Linked DNA regions of Homo sapiens: region 1 is linked to region 2. Evidence: read pairs that join two places in POLR2A ChIA-PET (ENCODE). Cell type or tissue: PC-9. All regions are shown on one strand. Links, peaks and the distances in the headings refer to the core of each region. The heading gives the core; the rest is flanking DNA.

Region 1 (9,282 bases), core at 1-8,000, 620 kb before region 2:
ACTTGGCCACGTCTGTGGAGGTCACAACCTTGACCACCTCCTCCAGTGGCATGTCCTTGGCCAGTGTGGTGATGCTGTGGTTCATGAAGTGCTCCACCCTCACGCGGTGGGAACTGCAGGCAGAGGGGCTCCCATCAGGCCCCACAGTCAGGGATGTGAGACCCAGGCTGGCAGGGGGATCTGTGGGGAGCTTTGCTTGAACCGGGGACCCACGGCTCTGGAGTGTGGGCAGGGCCGGAGAGGTTCCTGGAATGAGGGACTCCTAGAACCCACGGTGAGAGGAAACCTGGGGACCACATCGCCGATGACCCAGTTGCGAATTCCCAGCCCCCTGGACCCCCGTGTCCCCCAGACCAGCTCCACTTTAGCCTGTTTTACCCAGCAGCCTTCCCTGGAGGATTTAATTTGAGTAAAAAGTATATGCGGCTGGGCACGGTGGCTCACGCCTGTAATCCCAGCACTTTGGGAGGCCAAGCCAGGTGGATCACTTGATGCCAGGAATTCAAGACTAGCCTGGCTGACGTGGTGAAACCCCGTCTCCACTAAAATTACAAAAATAATCTGGGCATGGTGGCACATGCCTGGTCTGAGCTACTTGGGAGGCTGAGGCAGAAGAATTGCTTGAACCTGGGAGGTTGAGGTTGCAGTGACTGAGATTGTGCCACTGCACTCCAGCCTGTGAAACAGAGTGAGATTCCATCTCAAAAAAAAAAAAGTATATGCCTCCCCCAGGGAAAAAAACTTGAAAGTCTGGAAACCACTGGGGTAAGCAGCCCCATTTTCCAGATAGGGAAACGGGTTCAGAGCAAGGCAGCAGCTTGCTTGTGTTTTCAGCGGGGCCTCAGACCCAGGGACTCTCAGAGCCTCTTTGGTCTGCTTTTCTGGTGCCAGAAGCTGCTCTGGTCCTATCTGGTTGAGTGAAGACCTCAAAGCCCATTTCCATTCTCGTTCCACCTCCTGCTCCCAAAGTCCCAGCAAGGACAGCAGGAGTGGGGAGAGGGGAGGAGACCTCTCGGATCTGGTGCTGACTCTCTGTGTCACCTGGAGCAAGACACGGCACCTCTCTGAGCCCCGGTTTCCTCAATCTGTACACGGGGCAATACTCATCCTCCTGCTGTGAAGCCCAGCTGACCCCTAGACAGACACTGAGGCCTCAAGGCCAAGGACTTGCCCAAGGTCACCCGGGGCACTGGGGAGAGTGGAGAACAGAGCACAGCTGTGTGTCAGCCCCCATGTCCGAGGTCAGCTACGGTGGCGTTTCTTTTTCGAGGTGCCCTTCACCCCAGCCCTTCCCAAACACTGTGACCCCCTTCAGTCAGCCTGAGGTGGGCACCACTCACCCGATGTTGCGGCCCAGAATCCGTGGCAGGTATGGCAGCTTCTTGACAATGACGGTGCCATCATAGAAGGAGGGCTGGCAGCTCTGTGCAATGGCGTTGGCTGCCAGCACCGCCATCAGCACGGGCAGTGCATGCACTATCTGGCCGGTCACCTCGAAGGCCAGCAGCGCCGTGGAGATGGTGTGGGTCACAGCCCCTGAGAAGGCTGCAGCCCCTGCAAGGGCAGAGTCAGGCAGGGCAGCTCAGGCCAGGGGCCAGCCTCATGTTAGGGCAAGGCTGGCACGGCTGCGACCAGGGGCTAAGGTGTGATTTGTAAGAGGCCACAGCCTGGGCACTGTGGGAAGTGCCCAGTGCCTGGGCTTGGTGAGAGGAGAGGGATAAGGGAGGCCGCAGGGCTGGGGACAGGAGCCACGAGGGAGTGATGGGCCCCGGGGAATGGTGGGGCTCAGGAGGGACAGACCCCCATGAGGGGTAGGGGGTTCACTGGAGGACTCAGTGACTGCTCCGTGCCCTGGGGAACCACCAGCCAATTCTCCAGGTCCAGCCCAGCCGCACGACATTGCCCACGCAGCAGGCCCCTGACCCACTCACCTGCCAGAGCATACCCCCCTGGCATGATGGGATTGGTGATCCCTCCAGCCACGATGCCCTCAGGGAAGATAAAAGAGAGAGTCTCCCCAAAGAGGCGCCCGATAGCAGCTCCTGGCCACAGACTTAGGGTGAGGGGGAGCCAGGCTGACCCGGCCCCCACAGCCCTCCATCCCTGAGGACCGTCCTCAGTACAACCTGGGGAGGGTGAACCAGGAGCCATGGTCCTGCCCCAAGAACCCCGAAACTCTCAGAACCTCAGGACCCCAGACTCACCATAGACAAAGATGGGCATGAAGTACCCGGCAGGCATGGGGATGGTGGTGGCCAGAATCAGCATCCAGAACTGTGGGAGTGGGGAGCCCAGGGCAGAGGTTAGAGGCTGCTGGGCAAGGCGTGGACAAGGGAGGACAGGACATGGGACAGGGGAGTGTCCTAGAGAGAAAGAGGGTGCCGGCCATGCACCCACTGCCAGAGTCTGGCATTAGGGGAGGGTCCTCACCCTGAGAAATGCCCACTGTATGCCCTGGCACTGTGCCAGGTACATTCCTTTCTTCCTCCTTAGCCTTCCCAGTAAACACCCCATTTTAAAGATGAGAAGACTGAGGCCCAGAGAGCTGAAGCCACTTGTCCAGGACCATGCAATGGGCAGGGGGCACATCAGGAAATGTGGGTGGAAGGCCTGGGCTCCATGCCACCAGCTGCGATGAGGTACCCCCCACCACCACCAGAGCTGGTCCCAGCTCTGTGCACACCTGGGGACCAGGGGGCCCACCTTCATAACCAGGAAGAAGGCAAGGGTCCCAAAGATGGTGAACCGCGGGTGGTACCATTCCCACCACAGGTGCTGGGGGTCGAGCTCCTCGGGCCAGGGTGGGCTGGAGTTCTGGGTCATCAGCGCCCAGGAGTGGTTGTCGAACAGCGAGTCCAGATGCTGCTTCATGGACAGCTGTGGCGGGGCAGGTGGGAACTGGACATGAGGGGCCCCCAGCGGCAGACCCCAGCCTCCCCCGCACCGCCTGACCCCGCCTGGAATCCTCCTCTGCCACTTCCCAGCGGGGGGCCTTGGGCAGGGCTCTGACCTCCCGAAGCTGTAGTATCATCTATAAAATAATGCTGAGGCATCTCCCTTATGGGGTATTGGGGGGATTAAGTGAGATACACGCAAAGGAGGCAACAAATAGGGCTTCCCCACTCCTGCCACCCCACTCAAGGCCCCTTACCCGAGAAGCTAGGAAGCGGCCGGCGCTGGGTGGGTAGGTGATGGAGGCGAGAACCAAGGTGGCCAGAGCGGAGTACACAGGCTTGCTGTGGGGGATGGGTGGGCTCTAGGGCTGGCCCTCCCTTTCCCACATCCCAAGGAGAGGGAAGCAGGGCCTAGCAAGGCAAGGACTGGGGAGGAAGAGCAGGAATGGGGGACATGGACTGGGCCAGCTCCAGGGGACAGAACCTGTGGGGTCAGCCCCACACTCCTGGGTATTTTTAGGGGTAGAGGCTGATAGGAGAATTGGGGCACAGGCAGGCTGGGAGGGAGGACAGAGTGGGGCCAGGCTAGGGCAGGGCTCATGCACCTGGGGCAGGAGGGCTTGGCCAATGCCATGGGCACACATGGTTTAAAGGGAGAGAGGGACCAACAGGGGGTTAAAGGTCAGTGAGGGGGTTGGGGTTCACTGAGGGGGTATAGACTCCAGGAGATATGGGGGTTAAATGGGGAGGTTTGAGGCCAGTAAGGTAGTCGGGCAGTGACTGTGGGGACTTGTAGGTGGTGTTAGGGGCTCCACATGTGGGGCATGGGCTAGGATGGGCTTTAGGGGCTCAGGTGGCGGGTAGAGCTTTCTACATAAGGTTGGGAGTACGGTGAGGGGGGAGCTCGCTGAGAGGTCCCCAGCCCTTAGCCCGGAGCCTACCTGGTGGCCAGCAGTTTGGAGCTGAACCTATTGTTCCTGATGAAGCCAAAGAAGATTCGCTGACAGAAGAGGTAAGCGCTGCCCAGGATGCCACAGAGACCCCTGGGGAGCATGGAGACATGAGCCCAGAGCCCGACCCCAGTACCAGGGGCCGCAGTCCAGGCCTTGGGGGGAATGCCTTTTGGACTCTCAGGGGCCCAAGGCACCCACTCACCCCAGCGCCACAAAAAAGAAGATCTCAGGCAGGTCGAAGGGAACGTCCACCCGGAAACTGGTCTTGTAGAGGGAGGTGATGGTCTCTGGGGAAGGAGGGCAGTGGGGAGCCAAGATGGCGCTCCCACCCGACCCAAACTCAAGTCCCAGACTAACAGCCCAGGGTGGAGGGGGTGCCAGGTCCTGACTCGGAATCTGTGTCCTGGCATTCCAGGCCCCCACAACCAGGCTCCTGCCTCCCTGCCCAGCCTCATCCCTTCTACCCTCAGGGCCCCTGCCCTTCTTGCTCAACACAGGTCAGCCCCCTCCATCCTCCCAGAAGGAGGTGGGAACAAGGAAGAGGAAAAAGAGGGAGAGAGAGGGAAAGGAAGAGCAAGGGGTGTACACAGGGGAGAAGGGAGGGCCCCCTCGCCCCGGCCCCCAGGCAGGGCCAGGGTCAGGCAGCCCAGGGGGCTCACCCTGCTCGCTGTTGAAGACCGCCAGGAGCCGGAACATGAAGGCCCCGCAGGTGGCCGCAAAGAAGCCCCTCCAGTAATCCCAGACAGAGAAGTGGGAAGACATGACCTCGATGCTGAACAGGACGCCTGGGGGCGACACTGATCTCAGGTGGGCCCTCCACCCCCACCCACCTGTGACTGTAGGACCCCCTCCCCATGTCACCTCCTCCCTGACCCATCTGTCCTGCTCTCCTGCAGCCCGGACAGGGACAGACAGGAGGGGAGGGCAGGGCATGCGCCCTGGGCGGGGAGGAGCCCGCTGCCCAGAGACCCGTCCAGCCTGGAATGCGGGTGTGCGCCCTCTCGCTATCGGGTGGGGACGGTTGCGATCTCCATTTTGTAGAGGAGGAAGCCGGGCTCAGAGAGGCCAACGGGCCAGGGTCATACGTGGATTTCAAACCCAAGTCTGTATAATGTTACACTGAAGCCTCTTAGCACCGCCAATCAAGTCACCCGCCCCCCCTCCCCCCGGTGGGGGGCGGTGGCTGTGCCCAAGGCGGGGCTGAAGTGAGAACTAGAATGAGCCCCACCCCCTCCTCCAGGCTCTCAGCTGGGCCGAAGGAGCCCAGGGTGTGAGGGGAGGAGCTTGAGGGACCCAGGGGGCGGGGCATGAAGGGGTCTCACCGCTGAAGGGAGCTGCAAAGACTGTGGCCACGCCCACTGCCGCCGCTGCCACCAGCATTTCGTTTTGCTTGCTCTTGTTCTGGGGGATCCGAGTCCAGGGCTCAGAGTCAGCCCCCTCCCTCCCCACTCCCATTTCTCCAAGGAAGCCCCCGAGTCCCTAACCTCAGGCTCCCCGATGGTCGTGGTGCGCACACGGCCCAGGTAGGCAGCCATCATCACAGACAGGTGCACGAAAGGGCCCTGCAGAGAGAAGGGTGGGCCCAGGGCCCAGGTGAGGGCAGCAGAGACGGTCTCACCCAGAGTCAGCACGGCTTCCCCCCAACACCCCCTCCTCCATCTCCCAAGCCCCCACGGCCGTCCTCAGATGGCTTTTGTCACACTCCGGGGACCTGGCCTGCCTCTTCCCCCAAGACTGAGTTCCTGGAAGGCAGGGACCAGCCCAAGTCCCCTCTGACGCAGCTTTCGTGGGGTGATGGGGGTGAGACTGGGGTGGCTGGGGTGGGTAGGGTGGTTGGGATGCCCTCACCCCTGCCCATACCACTTTCCCGAGGAAGAGGGTGCTGCCACAGGCCAGGGTGCAGGAGAGGCCCACCACTTTGGCCCCAAAGTTCTTGATATCCAGGTAGTCCTCCAAGACCACACCCGCCAACATGGTCTTCACCTCCGGGATTCCAGAACCTTGGCGGGGGTGGGCAGGGCCAGGAGGGGGACAATCTCTAGGTTAAAAATCTCAACACTCTACCTGTGTGATGTTTTCACATTACGATCTCGCCAGATCAGCAGAACCCTCTGAAGTTAGGATTATTTTCCTTTGGGGACAAGATCTTGCTCTGTTGGCCAGGCTGGAGTACAGTGGTAGGATCATAGCTTACAGCAGCCTCAGTTGCCAGGGCTCAAGTTATCCTCCTGCGTCAGCCTCCTGAATAGCTGGGACTATAGGTGGAGACCACTTCGCCCACCTTATTTTTCTAAAGAGATGGAGTCTAGCTATGTTGCCCGGGCTGCTCTAGAACTCCTGACCTCAAACGATCTGTCCACTTCCGCCTCCCAAAGTGCTGGGATTATAGGTATGAGCCAGTGTGCCCAGCTGGGTTAGGATTCCTTTGTTTGTTTGTTTGTTTGTTTGTTTGTTTGTTTCAGACAGGGGTCTCACTCTATCCCCCAGACTGGAGTACAGTGGTGCAAACACTGCTCAGTGCAGGATCAAATTCCCCAGGTCAAGCAGTCCTCCCGCCTCAGCCTCCTGAGTAGCTCGGACCACGGGCACATGCAATCATGCCCAGCTGATTTTTTTCTATTTGTTGTAGAGACAGGGTCTCCCTGTGTTGCCCAGGCTGGTCTCAAACTCTAGGCACAAGTGATCCTCCTGCCTCAGCCTCCTAAAGTGCTGGGATTACAGGCATGAGTCACTGCACCCAGCCTAGGGTAAGGTCCTTAAACTCATTTAGCAGATTTGGACACCGAGCATCACAGAGGGAATGTGAGTTGTTCACGTTCCTCCCGCCAGGCCTGGCAGAAGGCTGTGGCAGGATAGGGGAAGCCCGGATGAAATCTCAGGCCACCACTGAGTGAGCTTTGAGCTCCCCTCTGCTGGCCTGGAGCAGGAGGCAGGGCTGAGCGGCCTGGGGGAGCTGTGCCTCCTCCACTGGCCCCTCCCTGGCACTGGCCACTGGAACAGGCTTCGCAGAAGATCCTCCCACCAGGCCTCCCATCAAGTCCCAGCGGAGCCCCTGGAAAGCAGGTAGGGCCAGCAGTGACCCAAAAGTCAAGATCTGGCCTTCTTGCTGTGTCCCTTTGGGCAAGCCACATGACTCTTCCTGGGCCTTTGTCTGTGAAATGAGGCTGCCCCTTCCCGACTCCCCCCTGGGATCTGAGAAGGTTTTGGCCAGTGGGGACTGGCGTAGCGACTGTGGACTCACCTCCAGAGGAGGGTGTGATGCTCTGAGAGAAGCCTGAAGAGAAAGAGACGAGGGCCACAGGGTACACAGTCCAGGAGAGATACCGGAGCAGGTGGCTGTCCCCAATCTCCCTGTACAGCCACTGGTGCGCTGGGGACAGCCGGGTATCAGGGAGGCACCCACAGCCTCTGCAGCCCTCGGGGCCAGACGCTGTGGTGCCCACTTACTGACCAGGAAATGGAGTCACGAAGAGGGGAGGACCAGGCCACACAGTGAGGTGCAGACCCCCAAGAAGAGGCAGGAGTACGACCCTGGGTCCATATCCCAGGTTTACCACTGCCTAGCTGAGTGACCTTGGGCAAGCCACTCAGCCTCTCTGAGCCTCAGTTTCCCCATCTGCCAAGTGGGCTCGTGATGGGCTCTTCCTCACAGGCTCATTGAAGACTAAAGACGTTAAAGACTAAAGGGCCACTGAGAACTACATGACACAGGTGTGAAGCACCAAACACCGTAACACCATAGTAGGTGCTGCTTCTGGCAGCTGAGGGTCTCCAGAGAAAGTGTCTTAGACCCTTCCTGCCCACACCCCCTCTTCCAGGGAGGCCTCAGGGTGGAGGCAGGCTGCTGAGGGATGGGGTGGGATGGGGAGGAAGCACCAAGCTTAGTGTTATAGGGAAGTGCCCCCACTCTGCCCCAGGGCATGGAGGAGGGAAGGAGAAGAAACAGGGTGGCTGGAAGAGGAGGCAGAGAGCTCAGAGGAGGAAGAGCTCTTGGGAACATTCAGGCCTCTCTCCCTTGTGCAAATGAGATGACTGAGGCCCAGAGAGGGGCAGGAGCCTGCCCAGGATCACAGAGCAAGTCAGGAGTAAAGCCAGGACCAGATCCCCACCCAGAGCACCCCCCCCAACCTCCGCTGCACCTGGCGACATCCACCTGGCATCCCCAGAGAGAGCTCAGAATCCCTTGGCCCAGAGCAGCACCTGCCATGGAGGGGTTACCTCGGACCACACTCTCAACAGCCAAGTCCATGGCACAGCTGACCAGGGCCATGAGCACCCCGAGGGTCATCAGGAAGTACCAGTCCTCGCCCAGGCGGAAGAGCTTCTGCTTCAGCCACTCCAGGCCACCTGGGGCAGGGCATGGGGTCACGGCACAGGGTGGGGCAGGAGGCACAGACAGTCCCATCCTTGGAGGCCTGCTGGGCTTCAGGCAGAGAGGCTGGGGCAGGGGGATGGAGCTTGGTGGTATACTCTGGGGTAGTCCCGAGGGGGCCCTGCCTCACATAAGTGGCCGGGCAGGATTTGTGGGAGGTGACAGTGGTGACACAGTGGGTGCCAGGACTGCTGCCCCTACCAGAAAGCCGTTGACCTGCCGACCCTCCGCATCCCTGCCTGTACTGGGAGGTTCCTGGGGGACAGGGAGTATGGAGGGGGCTGGCAGCTACAGCTTTCACCTGCATCCCCGCAGAGTCCATAGCTTAGAGAGCACCAGGATCTAGCAGACTCCTGCGTGTCCCAGGACCTGTGGCGCCAGGTATCCTCTGGGTCCCCAGCAATGCTCCTGGCCCACTGGCTGCTAGCCCAGCCTGGGAGCTGGCCCTCACTGGCTGTGGGCACCAGCCCCTGGGGTTGCAGTCAGCCTCCTTCTGTGGTCCCTACTTGCTCTGCCCCGTAGCTGAGGGGACAGTCAGGTCTCAAAGTGAACAAAGCACATGGGGCTCCAAGGAAAGGTGCCAAGTGTAGGCTGCCCCAGCCCCTTGCTGTGGCCCCAGCTGTCCCAGCAGCTAACCCCCACGTCCCCTCATTGGCACAGGTAGGTGAGGGAGAGGCCTGGGTGGAAGATGGGCACAGTGACCAGGCCTTGGGCTGTATCTCCCGAAAGGCAGAGGGCAGATGCCCGGCCCATCTGACCCACAGACAGCTGGACAGACAGACCCCTTCCCTCCCTGCCACCCAGGAGACTTTGGGCAGTCATGTCCTGGACAAATGCCAGGAGGAGGGTGGTTCCTGGGCAGGGAGGTGGGGTGGGAGCTGGGCAGGAATGATGTCCTGAGTGGTCCTCCAGGGGGAAGGGAAGAGGACCTGGCTCTCACCTCGGATGCCTCGGCGGATGCGGGGACAGGGGCCCCACAGCTCCTGCAGAGTCACAGGGTTCCCTGAGGAGCCTTCACGCAGCCCCACAAACTCCTCCATCAGGCCCCTGGAGAAGCGGATAG
Region 2 (8,526 bases), core at 527-8,526:
CGGTGGCCTGGGCCTGACCACGGCCTGTCTGGTGCAGGGCACCAGGGTGTTAGGGTCCCCATGCTTCCTCAGGGGGTGGGCATGACAGGCAGGTCGCTGGTGACAAGGCAGTGGACGTCACTTGGGGAAGGATGGCGGGAGAGGGCTGGACAGGCCCCCGCTGCCCACCGCCTGGCGCATGCAAACACACTTAAAGCACTTCTCGGAGGCTTCTCGGAGAATCAAGGCGAAGCGCTCGTCTCCTTCCCTAGGAAGGTGCCAATTCTTCCTCCCGCCCCACTCTCTCCAGAGCCCCGAGACCCTCAGGGTGTTCTGGCTGGGGGTGCTAAGCAGCGGTGTCTCCGACCCCCAGAGCCTTCCCTGCCCATGATCCCACGGCATGCCCGGCAGGGGGTGGGCCTGTGAGGTAGATTGGCACAGCTGCCCCCACACCCTGCCTGGCTGGGCCCCAGAGATCTGGGGTTCTCCAAGTCAGCATGGGGTGCTGGGGGCCTGCCCGGGTCCCTTCACCAGAACAGAAGCTCCCCACCCCCTCTCCCATTTCAGTAGATGGAAGACGCAGAGGAGGAAAAGGCCCTGGGGAGGGGTCCCCTCGTGCCTCCAATTAGCCCCTTGGGTCCCACTCTGTGGGGGCAGCCCTGATTCTATCTCTTCTGCCGTCTCCCAGCCTGGGAAGGGGCTGGCAGGGGGCCCCAGGGGCGGTGCGGCCTGCTGGAGGAGGGCAGGGGTTCCCGGGTTGGGGGGACAGGGATGTGTGGAGGGCAGGCGGCAGGCACATGGGGCTGGGAGGGACCTAGGGCCAGGAGCTGGGCCTGGGGCAGTGCCGGAGCAGGCAGGGGGCAGTTAGGGGTGCAAGAGAGCCCAGGGATTGCCAGGGAGGGCCGGGCCGGGCAGGGAGCCAGCGCCGGTGTGGCGGCCTCGTGCAGAGTGGAAGGGAGCGGGGAGGGGCCGGGCCACCTCCATAAGACCCCTGAACTTGCTCCATTCACAGATATTTTTAGGTTTTTAGTAGTGGTCCCGTCAGACACAGGCAAGGATTCAGGCTCGGCCTCCCATGCGCCACCCTCGCCCACCACACTGGGGCCGGAGCAGGGCGGTCGGCTGCAGCCCCCGCTACTTAAAGGTGGACTGCAGCTCCTTGAAGGCCGCTTTCCGCTGCTTCATCTCCTCCGCCTGCTTCTTCCTTTCCTCCTGCTCTGCCTTGATCTCCTCCTCGAAGCGGCTGGACACGTTGATGGCCTGGACCTGCGGGGGCATGGGGGTGAGGGGGTCAGGGCTGGATGGTGTATGTTGGGGGTTCTCTGTGCTACAGCTGCTTTTTCTTTTTTCTTTAATTTTTCTGAGACAAAGTCTCGCTCTGTCGCCCAGGCTGGAGTGCGATGGCGCAATCTTGGCTCACTGCAACCTCTGCCTTCCAGGTTCAAGCAATTCTCCTGCCTCAGCCTCTTGAGTAGCTGGGATTATGGGTGCCCTCCACCATGCCCGGCTAATTTTGGTGTTTTTAGTAGAGATGGGGTTTCACCATGTTGGCCATGTTAGCTGATCTCGAACTCCTGACCTCAGGTGATCCACCCGCCTCAGCCTCCCAAAGTGCTGGGATGACAGGTGTGAGCCACTGCGCCCGGCCTTATGACTGCTTTTCCTGGGGTCCCTTCTGGCTCAGGCTTCTGCTGAGTCCTGCCCAGCAACACAAACAGCTTGACCTCACCAGCTCTGGCCCTGGGTCAGGCACTTCATTCACCTTCCTGAGCCTCAGTTTCCTCACTTAGAACCTGGCACCCAATAACTCTGATCTTAGGGAGTTGTTGAGAGGATTGAAATAGAGAACCTATATTCTGTGGCTGCTGCAAAGCAAGGGCGCTCGAAGGGAGTCGCTCAAGCTGCTGCCATCCTGATCCTCTGCTTCCTGTCCGGGGAGCCCAGCGGCACACCCAGTTCCACTGATGAACCCTGAAAAGTTCCACCAATGCTCCGAAGCCCAGAGGGTGGTGGGAGGCAGTCTCTGGAAGGAATGTTCTTAGCAAGGAAAGAGAGAAACAAGGCGGGAGAGCTGGGGCCCCGGGTGGGCAGGACCCAGGAGCCACTAGATCACAGGTGTCTCCTCCATCTGAGAACCTGCTGAAAGGGGAGGGTGTCATGCATGCAGGTGGTCTCTGAGCCCGCAGGCTTCCTCCTAGGCTGGGGCTGGTGGGATTGGTGTCTACCGGGGACCCTGGAGAGCCAGTGCTGTGTTTCTGGGCCTGCCCTCCTAAGGCCCAGTCCTCTGTGTTAGCAGCTCTGTGTGCCAGGGCCAGGGCACCTCAAGGTAATCCCTGTCCCCTTTTCAAGAGTACACCCCCCTCACCCACCCCCTTGGCGGCTGCCAAGGATCTCAGCCAGGAGTGGGAGAAGACAGAAGACAGAGCGTGTGGGCCTGGCCCAGCCTGGCAGGGAGTCAGCTCCCATCTCTGTCTGCAGCCTCAGCAGGGACGGGAAGGGGACCTATTAACTTCGCACCAACCCAGGGTCCCCTTGTCCTGGAGCGTGGGTCAGGGCACCCCTTGGGCTCCTCACCTTGGCCTCAAAGAAGCTCTTGGCCCCCTTGACACCCTCACTGGAGACGTCGATCTCAGAGAGGCGGGCCAGCACGCACAGCCCGCTGTCCTCCTGAAGCTCCCCGGCCGCCGCCTTGCGGAAGATCAGGAGGAACTGCAGCGGGGAGGGAGGCGCGCGGTGTCAGGAAGGGAGGGAAGGAGGGGAGCCGGAGTCCCTGGCCGCACCCAGGCCCCAGCCTCAGGCCTCCCCTGCAGAGAAGGACTGGGGGGCAGTGAGCTGGGTCTCGCCCCTTGCTGCTCCCGTGAGCCCCTTCACTGGGCCTCTGCCCAACTGTACAATGGGAGGAGATATGACTCATCTGCCACCCAGGATGCTGGCCTACTGCAGCCCTGACCCGCCCACACCAGCTCCCGACGACACGGCCTCAGCCTACCTCTTACCTCTGTCTCCCGCTGTTGCCCAGTGAACCTACTCTGCGTTCCATGTATTGAGTCCTACAGGTGTCATGACAGAATGAGGGAGCCTCCATGACAGTAAAAGACACCCCAAGTCTCAGCGCCTGAACGTGTCAGAGGGATGGAACCCTGCTCTCGAACTCTAAGCTGTTACCCTGCACTGCCCACACCTCCCGCCCAGCCACTCGCACTCCCCCACCTGCCCCTGCCACCTCTCTCCTTCCCTGCATCCTTCATGCTTCCTGCCAGACCTCCTGGGCCCCAGTTGGGCCTCGAGTCCCCACACCTAACCCTGTGCTTCCTGGGGTCCATCCCTGTACTTCCTGGGGTCCAGTATCATCGCTGTCTGGCTTGGGCCTCCATTTCCTTCCCTGCGAAACCGGCTTGCCCCTAGCTCCTGTCTCGGAGTGAGATCCTGGGCGTGAAGTCACCCAGTGCCGTGGCCCTCTTCCTCTGCATCACAGCCCTGATTTCCTTCTGTGGTGTCTCCCCCTCTACACTTCCAGGAACCTTCGAGCACAGGGCCTTTCTCTACCCCAGAGCCTGCACAGGGTCAAGTATACAGAAATCGCTCAATATATGCTCCCTATGTGAAGGAAGGGCTGTCCCTCCCTCCTCTTCCTCCCCGAGAGGATCTCAGAACCCTCCCTGGTGCCTGCTGTAACAGGCCCTCTGAAGCCTCACTCAGCCAAGCAGCAGCTGCTCACAGCTGCTGTTCAATGGCAATGTCATTCATTCATTGACAAAGGGTGGGGGTTGGTCTCTCCCGGGCCACCAGGTCCTCAGGTGAAGCCCCTGGTAGGGGAGTGGGGCTGGGGGCCGGGCTTACCTCCCGGAAGCTCAGCTTGCTGTCAAAGTCCTCATCCACCTCCTTGATCATGTTTTTCAGGCCCAGGTGGGTCTGAGGGGCCCCAAGTTTCTCCATCATGAGTTTTAGCTCCATCAGGTCGATGAAGCCGTCCCGCCCGGCATCATACCTGCAGATGCAAAAAGAGAGGACATCTTGGCACTGGCTCAGTCAGAGAGGCCGCAGGCTTGAGTGCAAGGAGACTGGGGGATCAGAGGGCATCTCCTACCAACCATAAAATCCCGTCACTGTTGGAAGGGACCTCAGTCCAGGCAGAGGACCCATATGTGGCTCAGCTCCTGCTTGGTTACCTCTGATGACGGGGAACTCACCACAGGGCCTGGCAGCCTCCTGCATGTCGAATAGCGCTAACTTTTGGACAAGCCTGAGGCACAAGGAAGCTGAAATGACAGGCTCCGTGTGCTGAATGTGATGGCACAGACAGTGAGAAGGAATTCTCTGGGTTTTTTTTTTTTGAGATGGAGTCTCGCTCCGTTGCCCAGGCTCGAGTGCAGTGGCTCAATCTCGGCTCGCTGCAGCCTCCGCCTCCCGGGTTCAAGTGATTCTCCTGCCTCAGCCTCTTGAGTAGCTGGGACTACAGGCATGCACCACCACACCCAGCTAATTTTTGTGTTTTTAGTAGAGACAGTGTTTCACCATGCTGGCCAGGCTGGTCTTGAACTCCTGACCTCAAGTGATCCACCCACCTCGGCCTCCCAAAGTATGGGGATTACAGGCATGAGCCACCGTGCCTGGCCGAGAAGGAATTCTCAATACCACGGCAGGGTGGATCAGGCTCTGAGCTGAGCACTCACTCACCACCTCCATGACCAGCTGGCTTACTGGCATCTCCATGGGCACTTGGAGGACATCTCACCCCCACCCTAGATGGCAGAACCTTGCAGGCAAGGGCATGGTTTCTCAACCTCAGACCTTAAACAATCTGGACAGAACAAATCCTTGCCGTAGGGGCTGTCCTGTGCATTGTGGGATGTTTATAGTAGCATCCCTCCTGAGTTGTGACAGCTAAAAATGTCTCCCAGACATTGTCGAATGTCCCCAGCAGGATAAAAGCATTCTCCGCTGAGAAGCACTGGAATAGGGGATGTGACGTGGGTGTGGAAGGCGGCCTCTTTCCATGTGATAAATGACTCTTCTTACTCAGCACCCTCTGTACTGGGGGGTCTATTTCATGCCCCCCAGCTTGCCCTAGGTACTGGGAAGGAGGTTAAAAAGCACACAGTAGGTGCTCAAAAATGTGTAATGAAGAAATAAGACGTGAATAAATGAAGGGGTATCTAAGGCAGGGCCTCTGCCTTTGTCGAGGGCACAGAGCAGGACGGGGGCAGGAGGCAGGGCCAGGTGGCAGGAGGCAGCCTGGGTGTGTTCAGGGACGTGTGGTGCAGTGCCTGCAGGGAGTGGCGGAGATTGGCGGGGTGGTGGGGAAGCCGGGAACAAGCATCGGGCGATAGAGATGCCTCCCCTCTGCCCTGCACTCTCAGGTTCTCTTTTTTTCTACCACTAACAACCTGGCAGAGACAGGGGTGGGGTTGGGGGCAAGTCCCTCTTGACTGGCTTCTGTGTAGTAAGAGTCTAGGTGGCCTTTCTGCCTGTTGCCTGGCTGGGAAGGCACCACTGGTTCCTGGAGCACACAGCCTGGTGAAAGAGGGCGAGGCGCTGTTTGCCCAGCTGGGCTCTCTTATCAACCAAACACCTGCCCTACTGGTCTCTGGGAACAGCGTAGGAGGAAGACAAGATGGGGGCTGGGGAGAGTGATCCCAGAGTTGGTAACATGGGTTTTTCTTTTTTTTTTTTTTCTTTTTGAGACGGGGTGTTGCTCTGTTACCCAGGCGCGATCACAGCTTACTGCAGCCTCTACCTCCTGGGCTCAAGCGATCCTCCCGCCTCAGCCTCCCAAGTAGCTGGGACTGCAGGTGCATGCCACCATGACTGGCCAAGTTTTGTATTTTTTTTGTAGAGACGGGGTGTCAATATGTTGCCCAGGCTGGTCTCAAACTCCTGGGCTCAAGCAATCCTCCTACATCAGCCTCCCAGAGTGCTGGAATTACAGGCGTGCACCACTTTGCCCAGCCAAAATGGGTTTTTCTGCACCTAAAGAAGGCTTGTGCAGTCCCCCAGGCCTTGAACTGGCTGGGTGACAGTGCTGGTGACAGCAGCGCAACACAGGTGGATGTGTTCCAGAACCCTATGTCCCGGGCGCTTGAGCTTCTGCATGAATATGTCTCATTTCTGCACCTTCTTACGGGCTCCCCAGCTCCTTTCGCCTTCTCTAGTTAGGTGTACTTTGAACACCTAATAGCAACCATGTACTGAGATCTGTCTTTATGCTGGGAACTGCTTACTTTACTTAATTTTCCTAATAACCTTATTTTATGACCAAGGCTCAGAGAGGTTAAGTGACCCACCCACAGTCACACAGCAGTAAGGAAGGAGCTGGGCTTCCAGACTTGATCTGCTGGGCTCATAAACTTGCACATTTGCTCTGTACCCAGCCCCTCCCCAACGTGTCCTGGGGCTGCTGCAGAACACAGACGGCTGCCTGGAGCACAAGGGGAGCATTTGTGCGAGGGGTATAAATAGTTCACGAGCCAGTGAGTCAGTGGTTGAAAGTGACACAGCAAAGATGGGTCTTGGGAGCCCTGGAGGGAACACAGGGTCCTGCGGCTTCTGCCCCACTGATGGATGAGGGTTGGGGTGGAGGTGGATGGGCCAGCAGCCCCTGTGGGCAGTGGCCACCTCTGTGACAGTAGAAGGTGTGGGACTCAGAGGGTCAGGCAGGCCAAAGCTGCTGTGGTCCAGCCTCCACCTGGAGCTGGAGGGGTTCTGGGGGGCACAGCGGAGGCGCCTCCTGCCATCTCTGGTCCCTGTTTGCTGCCTGGTAGAGGGCTGGGCGGGCGCCACATGACCGTGGGGCTGTGCAGGAGCACCTGGTGAGGGACTCAGTCTTTCCTGAGCCAAGTCACGAGGACTCCCCTCCTCAGTGCCCCCCAGGAAAGCAAAGCCCTGCCGCTTTCTGACCCTGGGCTCCCAAGGTCAGCGATGACAGTCAGGCTCTGAAGCCAAATTGCCTGGGCTCCTCAGCCACAAAATGCAGCATCTCTTTTTATTTTTATTTTTTTGAGACGGAGTCTCGCTCTGTCGCCCAGGCTGGAGTGCAGTGGCGCAATCTTGGCTCACTGCAAGCTCTGCCTCCTGGGTTCACTCCATTCTCCTGCCTCAGCCTCCTGAGTAGCTGCGACTACAGGTGCCCGCCACCACGCTCGGCTAATTTTTTGTATTTTTAGTAGAGATGGGGTTTCACCGTGTTAGCCAGGATGGTTTCGATCTCCTGACCTCATGATCCGTCCGCCTCGGCCTCCCAAAGTGCTGAGATTACAGGTGTGAGCCACCGCACCTGGCCAAAATGCAGCATCTCTTAAGCTGGGGTGCATGTGCCCCCCAGGAGACATCTGGCAATGTCTAGAGGTGTTTTTGGTTGTCATACCTGGGGCGGCGGAGGTGGGGGGGATGCCAGTGGCATCTGGTGGGTGGAGGCCAGGGAAGCTCCTATAGCGCATAGGGTGGCCCCACCGCAAAGAATGACCTGGCCAGCTGGGCACGGTGGCTCACGCCTATAATCCCAGCGCTTTGGGAGGCTGAGGCAGGCAGATCATGAGGTCAGGAGATCAAGACCATCCTGGCCAACATGGTGAAACCCTGTCTCTATTAAAAATACACAAATTAGCTGGGCATGGTGGCAGGCACCTGTAATCCCTGCTACTTGGGAGGCTGAGGCAGGAGAATCACTTAAACACAGGAGGTGGAGGTTGCAATGAGCTGAGATGGCACCACTGCACTCCAGCCTGGGCGACAAAGCAAGACTCTGTCTCAAAAAAAAAAAAAAAAAAAAAAAAATGGAATGACCTGGCCCCAAGTGCCAGTGGAGCTGAGGCTGAGAACCCTGCTGCAATGGGGCCTCTCTCATGGGCCACTGTGAGGAACGACTGAGCCCATCCCTGTCAAGCACTCAGCACAGCTCCCAGCGCACAGAGCTAGCTGCATAAATGGCAGTCACCACCGCTAAAACAAGATTGAATCACCGTCACTAAACTCCCAACGCACCAGCACTTTCTCTTTACAATCCCTGTGCTCAGCAATCCTCCAGGTCCGGATTAGGTCAGGAGGGCTGTTGGTGAGGCCACAGGTCCCATAACCAGCAGGTCAGGGGTTCACGCCCCAGCCCCTGGGTCCCACGTGTCTCTCCCTGAGCCCCAGCTTTATTTATTGCTCAAGTGCATGGGTTTCTTCTGCAGCCAGGGGCAGCTCAGTTTCAGAGGAAGTGCAGATAAAGTGTCCAAACTTGGATGGAAACGTGGGCTGTGGATCCCTCTGTCTTTGGCAGCTCCCAGGCCTGGCTGGGCTGTGGCTCAAACCATGATTTGAACGGCCGCCTCTATCAATCAAAGGCCAATCAATTACTGGGGCTGGGCTCCATCCAGGGCAGGCTCTGGCCCCCAGGGGGACAATACAGGGGCTGGCTGCGGTGCCAAAGAGTCCATCACCAAGAGGAGGTGACGGGGGCTGCGAGAGGCCAGGTGCTGGGGTGGGCGGTGAAGCCCCCAGAGGTAGCCGTGGAGGAGGCCATTCCCAAGAGACTCCTGGAGAGTGGCCATCTGCCCTGTGCCCTGG

The links. ChIA-PET counts read pairs that join two places held together with the same protein. Peaks named below come from ENCODE experiments on the same cell type or tissue, not always from the same donor. Only the 100,000 strongest peaks of a DNase experiment are listed, where the experiment ranks them.
Region 1: POLR2A ChIA-PET joins it to region 2 with 18 read pairs; 2 of 35 experiments call an interaction of 5 or more read pairs at or near these places.

Annotation. Positions count from the first base shown.
Region 1 is chr1:16,044,470-16,053,751 of GRCh38, reverse strand. It overlaps CLCNKB (chloride voltage-gated channel Kb), which reads right to left. Exons shown (of 20, transcript NM_000085.5): 2 at 9,160-9,266; 3 at 8,066-8,194; 4 at 7,089-7,217; 5 at 5,708-5,847; 6 at 5,332-5,409; 7 at 5,170-5,248; 8 at 4,507-4,632; 9 at 4,050-4,134; 10 at 3,836-3,937; 11 at 3,152-3,236; 12 at 2,704-2,877; 13 at 2,205-2,274; 14 at 1,932-2,042; 15 at 1,341-1,554; 1 more. The coding sequence starts at 9,259. Among named protein-coding and RNA genes, the nearest start is that of CLCNKB, 5.3 kb to the right of the region's middle. RefSeq lists enhancers at 2,399-3,300, 3,301-4,204, 4,205-5,107, 5,108-6,011. In PC-9, for the core only: no CTCF peak of the experiment used is centred there; no DNase peak of the experiment used is centred there; H3K4me3 peaks cover 586 bases; H3K27ac peaks cover 509 bases.
Region 2 is chr1:15,421,312-15,429,837 of GRCh38, reverse strand. It overlaps EFHD2 (EF-hand domain family member D2), which reads right to left. Exons shown (of 4, transcript NM_024329.6): 2 at 3,820-3,967; 3 at 2,554-2,688; 4 at 1-1,245. The coding sequence ends at 1,114. Among named protein-coding and RNA genes, the nearest start is that of CTRC, 13 kb to the left of the region's middle. RefSeq lists enhancers at 1,979-2,877, 2,878-3,778. In PC-9, for the core only: no CTCF peak of the experiment used is centred there; a DNase peak (open chromatin) is centred at 5,517; H3K27ac peaks cover 1,642 bases.